Regions from separate parts of the Homo sapiens genome. Here region 2 is linked to region 1. A link is a contact called in ENCODE Hi-C or POLR2A ChIA-PET data. All regions are on one chromosome and are shown on one strand. The core of a region is the stretch at or near the end of the contact, and the rest is flanking DNA. Distances in the headings are between cores, read along the strand shown. Region 1 overlaps RTN4RL2 (reticulon 4 receptor like 2). Region 2 holds the start of SLC43A1 (solute carrier family 43 member 1).

What was found. A loop is a pair of places that touch in the nucleus more often than their neighbours do. ChIA-PET counts read pairs that join two places held with the same protein, here RNA polymerase II (POLR2A). Pooled maps may share reads with other maps.
Region 2: a loop to region 1 is called in a map of CD14-positive monocyte, with 2.1 times the contacts of the local background. The contact joins the promoter of SLC43A1 here to the enhancer-like site in region 1. A Hi-C loop is called at or near these places in 18 of 168 maps with a recorded cell type or tissue (A673, B cell, CD14-positive monocyte and 14 more), 7 of 37 single-sample maps with no recorded cell type and 15 of 50 pooled maps. POLR2A ChIA-PET finds 5 or more read pairs at or near these places in 20 of 52 experiments (AG04450, CD4-positive, alpha-beta memory T cell, Caco-2 and 15 more).

What each region holds. Positions count from the first base shown.
Region 1 is chr11:57,474,817-57,477,635 of GRCh38, forward strand. It overlaps RTN4RL2 (reticulon 4 receptor like 2), which reads left to right. Exons shown (of 3, transcript NM_178570.3): 3 at 1,346-2,718. The coding sequence ends at 2,095. Among named protein-coding and RNA genes, the nearest start is that of RTN4RL2, 16 kb to the left of the region's middle. RefSeq lists enhancers at 1,164-1,992, 1,210-1,359 and a silencer at 1,680-2,149. Within about 2 kb of position 1,360, at least 9 of the 41 ENCODE cell types and tissues checked have a DNase peak (open chromatin) inside an H3K27ac peak, as active enhancers do; they include body of pancreas, pancreas, psoas muscle and 1 more, where a contact is called at or near this core.
Region 2 is chr11:57,514,133-57,516,951 of GRCh38, forward strand. SLC43A1 (solute carrier family 43 member 1) reads right to left here and starts at 1,570. Exons shown (of 15, transcript NM_003627.6): 1 at 1,312-1,570. RefSeq lists an enhancer at 1,724-1,793.

The sequences.
Region 1 (2,819 bases), core at 110-2,609:
CCCGCCGCCCCCCGCTGTTAATTCTGAACCATAGTTCCAAGGTCCTTTCTGCACTAATGTGGCCTGATTAGGTGACTCCCTAGCACCAGGCAGGTGGGACAGCGCCTCTAAGGGGAGTAGTAATGCAATGTGGCTTCCTTCCTCTCCTCCCCTGCCGCCTCTGGGGGTGGAGCTGATGCCCCTCACCCCAATACCCAGCCTAGTAGCAGTACTTTGGTTCCCCCAGGGAGCTCCTCTTTTAAAGAAAAGGGACAGGACCCAATTGTTACTGAGCCCCTATTGTCATAGTAGCCACCATTTATTGATGGTTGACTATGCACCTGCCAGATACTGTACCCTTAACAGCATTTATCATCCAACCCTCCTTTAGCCTGCTGAGGGGGTTATACATAATAAGGAATATTGTACATACTGAGGAACCTGAGACTCCATGAGGTTAAAACTTGCCTAAAATAACACAGCTAGGGAAAAGGCAAGCTGGATTTTGAACTAGGGCTCTAAGTGCTGAGCCTGTGGGCTTCATAATTGGACCAAATCCCTGTGTGCTGGGCACGTGTCCAGCACTTCCCTCATATGATCTTTATGTGAACCATCCTCTGGAATCCTCAGAACAAACCCAGGAAGTAGGTATACTCATCCCCATTTTACAGATGAGGAAACAGGCACAGAGAGATGACTGGCTTGGCCAAGTTAAGAATAATGGCTAACAAACAAAAACAAAAACAAAAATTAAAAAAAAAAAAAGAATAATGGCTAACTCATGGAACTCATAGAACTCCACAAGGAAAGGTGTTCTAAGCACCTTCATACATGCTGCTTCATTTAATCTCTACATTATACAGATGAGGAAACTGAGTCACAGATATCCTGAGTGACTTGCCCACGGTGGCATCAGTTAATGACAGATCCAAGATTTGAAATCAGAAAGGCTGGCTCCCCAGTCTCCATACTTCACCAAACCAGAAGTTCTGAAACTCAAACTGTGGTCCTGCCAATGGCCACACTGGCTTCCCTGGGGAACCTGTAGACATGGGGATTCCCAGGCTCCACCCCAAACCTCCTGAATTAGAAACTCTGCCCCCCGCCCCACCCCGCTCAGAGATCCGCAGGGGATCCTAATACACCCGAAAGTTTAGGAACCACTGACCTCACCAATACCACTTTTTCCACAGCAAATAGGTTAGAGGAGGCAGAATCCAAATCCAGGATGCTATGAATCAAAAGGTCAACCCTTTCTCTTCTGCCACGGTGCACCCCCTTCCCTCCCCCGGCCAAGGCCCCAGCGGGGTCTGCACCCTACCTCAGGCCCATTCTCTTCTTCTGTGCCCCACTCCACCCCACCCAGGATGACTTGTTCGCGGACCTGGCCAACCTGAGCCACCTCTTCCTCCACGGGAACCGCCTGCGGCTGCTCACAGAGCACGTGTTTCGCGGCCTGGGCAGCCTGGACCGGCTGCTGCTGCACGGGAACCGGCTGCAGGGCGTGCACCGCGCGGCCTTCCGCGGCCTCAGCCGCCTCACCATCCTCTACCTGTTCAACAACAGCCTGGCCTCGCTGCCCGGCGAGGCGCTCGCCGACCTGCCCTCGCTCGAGTTCCTGCGGCTCAACGCTAACCCCTGGGCGTGCGACTGCCGCGCGCGGCCGCTCTGGGCCTGGTTCCAGCGCGCGCGCGTGTCCAGCTCCGACGTGACCTGCGCCACCCCCCCGGAGCGCCAGGGCCGAGACCTGCGCGCGCTCCGCGAGGCCGACTTCCAGGCGTGTCCGCCCGCGGCACCCACGCGGCCGGGCAGCCGCGCCCGCGGCAACAGCTCCTCCAACCACCTGTACGGGGTGGCCGAGGCCGGGGCGCCCCCAGCCGATCCCTCCACCCTCTACCGAGATCTGCCTGCCGAAGACTCGCGGGGGCGCCAGGGCGGGGACGCGCCTACTGAGGACGACTACTGGGGGGGCTACGGGGGTGAGGACCAGCGAGGGGAGCAGATGTGCCCCGGCGCTGCCTGCCAGGCGCCCCCGGACTCCCGAGGCCCTGCGCTCTCGGCCGGGCTCCCCAGCCCTCTGCTTTGCCTCCTGCTCCTGGTGCCCCACCACCTCTGACTGCGGTGCTGAGATCGAAGAGGCCAGTGTCCGATCCCCGCTTCCCGTCCACCCGGGGCTGCGGCTCCGGCCCCAGTCGCCCCACCTTCCCTGGCCTTGCTGCCTCCCTTTCCCCTCCCAGCTCCTCTCCTCCCCGGGGAGCAGGCCGCCTCTCCTTGCCTGCCCCCTGGGCTGTCCTGACTTGTGGCAGCCCCAAGAGGGCGTGTGTGGTGGCTCAGCCCTGCCCTCCCCAGTTCTGGCCATTAACTCTTCCCCATCCCAAGGCTGGGGTGGGGCCCCCCAGGCAGCCGCTGACCCGCACTCCTAAGGGCCCACAGCGGACACCAGAGGGGCTTTTGTCTGCAGAGCGTCTTCCACCAGCAGAGCCTTTGGAAGCTCCCCCAGGGAGCCCCACCCAGGACCCTTTGGGGGATGCCTCAGTCAGGGCCAGGCTGACCCTGACCCCTGCTTACCCTAGTCCCCTCAACCTCCTGACACTGGAGGAATACTTTTCTCCTAAGTCTACCCTGGACACTTTTTAGGGCACCTGGAGAGAACTTTCCTCTCCACTGTGGCCCCTGCGTGGTGAAGATCAAAAGAAGTTGTTTGGGAAAAAAAATTTATTAAAAAATTCTATTATTTTATCTACTGTAAGATTTGTTGACTTGGGACCCCGAAAGCGGGATGAGGTCTCAGAATGTAAGGATTGCAGGGCCAGGAGGGTTGGAGAAGGGGAGCCGTCCCC
Region 2 (2,819 bases), core at 320-2,819, 40 kb after region 1:
AAACAGAGCGCTGGGTGAAGGGCCCCCCAGTGGCCCCAGGGAAGGGTCCTGCATCATGGTGGCACCCGAGACCTCTCGGGCCAGCCCGCGAGGAGCCCCTCATGGAGGCCCCATAGAGCCCTGGGCTTCCCAGCCGGTGCCAAGGAGCTGGCTCCGCGCGCACTAGCAGTGCCAGAGGTGCACGCGGCACGGGGCTCCCGCTGAGCCACTATCGGAAACAAGGAAGGTCCTGTCTGCGCGCTGCAGCTTCCTAGCAGGCTGCCGGGTTCTCTCACCCAGGCCAGGGCGCTCAGGGCCGGGCTGCTGGGGAGAAAGTCCGCATCTGCCCAGGTCCCCAGAGGACAGCAAGGGGCAGAGCGCGCTCTGAAGCACCGCGGGCCCATGTCCGGACTCTCGCGCCAGGAAAGACCCCTAGAAGCTGGCAGGAAGAAGGGCAAGTTCAAGGCTACCCTACGACCCCATCTTCCAGTTGCCCCTCCAAGACCTCTCCTTCCCTCTGGGGCCGGGCGACAGCAAGCCCTCCCCCTTTCCGTATCAGGTGACCCACGACCCTACAGTCTCTCGGGCCAAGCCAACAGCTGCCACGTGGAGGGAGACCCAGGACGGGCTCTCCTCGGTTCCCTCCTCCCCCGCGCGCCCCTCACTCACTCCGCAGGGCTCGGGGCACCAGGCTTTGCACCTCGGAACCCGCTTGCCCCCCTCCAGCCCCGGGAGGGGGCTCGGACTTCGGCAGGAAGTCTGGCGGCTGCTGACTTTATAAGGGCAGCGGTGGCGGATGGGCTGGCGGGCGGGTGTGTTTACCAAAGGGAGGGAAAGAGCCCCAGCTCCCCCCGCCGCGGCCGCTGCAGCCTCGGCGGGAGGAGAGGGAACGCGGGCGGCGCGGGGGCGGGGAGCGACAACTGGGATGAGACCGAGGAAAGCGGAGAGGAGAAGGGCAAGAAAGACCCAGAGAGAGGGGAGGAAGTACCAGTCACTTCTTCCAGGGGGACTCGGTATTCTCATCTGTGAAACGGGGCTTTGGGTTCAAGCGCTCCAGGAGGTCCGCTGGAACTCTGGCAAACGCGCAGCTCTAAGCAGAGGAAGTGCAGCGAGCGGGGACCCGGGAGGAAGAGAAGAGTCGGAGGGGTCAGAGAAAAGAAAAGGGAAGGACGCGCTTGGCGAGATGGGACACTGTGCCGCGGGACCGCGGGCGCAAGTAACGGTCTTTCCTTGGGAAGCCTGGCAGTGTCGGCGGGAGCCGGCCTCGGTGTCTCTCAGCCGACGCATAGCCGGAGACCCTACGCGCGCCCCCTCCCCGCCCACGCTGCTCACCTCCGGTCACCGGCAAATGAGCAGCCAGCAGCTGCGGACGCCTCCGGGAGCGCAACGCTTTCGCGGCGCGTCCGGAGTCCCGTGGGCCCAGCCCTGAGCCGCGCCGGCGCTGGGGTCTTCTCTGCGTGCAGGACCCGGCGGCCACGGAGCTTCAGCCTGACAGCCCGGTGGCCTCGCCTCCGCTGTCTCCTCGGAAGAAGCGGGGGAACTGGGAACCCGCCGGGCGCCAGAGGTCTGCGAAGCTGGGCTTGGATGAAGTGGATCTGCGGAGTTGATAGTTGTATTTACACGCGTCCGGAGCTGCGCCCCGAGGTGGGGGCGGGGGCTCCCTTCTTTTCCCCTCCCCTTAGGTCGAGTTTCACGCGCACGTGACTCGCCCGCTGGTCCCGGACACTCTCCCTCTGGCACAGCCCCAGCACCTACATTTCCACCCTGGACCCCCATCTTCTCCCCCAAGCCCCCAGACTAACATCAGGCAGCGCCCTCTGTATCCTTGTTCAAAACAAAGTGCGATTCGGCTGAAGCCGACTGACCGCGATTCAGGGCCGCCTTGGGTGGGGTTTTGAACTGTGCAGCTGGAAGCAGTGTTTTCCGAGAGGCAGAGTGGCACGGGTTTCTTTGGAGTTAGTCAGATCGAGGTCTGAGTCTTGACTTTTTAACTGACTACCCTGGGTTACCTAGGGCAAGTTACCTCTCTGAGCCTCAGCTTCCTCCTCTTTAAATTCGGTTAAAATGGAACCTACCTAACTGCCCAAAGGAATCGCGATTGTGATGCAGGTAAAATGCTAAGCATAGCATTTGGCATAGTAAGCATAATGTTAATTGTTGCTGCTGTCATTATTTCAGAAGACCTGGTGATCGGATGCTTCCAGATCAACAATTGATTGACTCCAGGTAAATCTCTCAGCCTCCCTGAGCCTCAGTATCCTCATCTGTAAAATAGACTACTATGGTGTGGAGTAATGAGAAGTAATCTCATTACATGTGAGTTTAATTGTGTGTTAAGAGTGCTGCTAATGCATGCTGAGCTTAATACCTAGGTGATGGGTTGATAGGTGCAATAAACCACCACGGCATACATTTACCTACGTAACAAACCTGCACATTCTGCACATGTACCCCAGAACTTAAAATAAAAATAAAATTTTTTTAAAAAAAGAGTGATACTGGTGGCCAGGTGTGGTGGTTCATGCCTGTAATCCCAGAACTTTGGGAGGCCAAGGCAGGAGGATCGCTTGAGCTCAGGAGTTCGAGACCAACCTGGACAACATGGTGAAACCCCGTCTCTACAAAAAAGAAAAAAAAATAGCCAGGCATGGTGGTGTGCACCTGCAGTCTCAGCTACCCAGCAGGCTGAAGTGGGAGGATCACTGAGCTGGAGAGATGGAGGCTGCAGTGAGCCAAGATCATGCCACTACACTCCAGCCTGGGTGACAGAGTAAGACTCTGTCTCAAAAACAAAACAAGAATGACTACAGAAAGCTCCAAGAAGGCCTCAGATAAAAGGG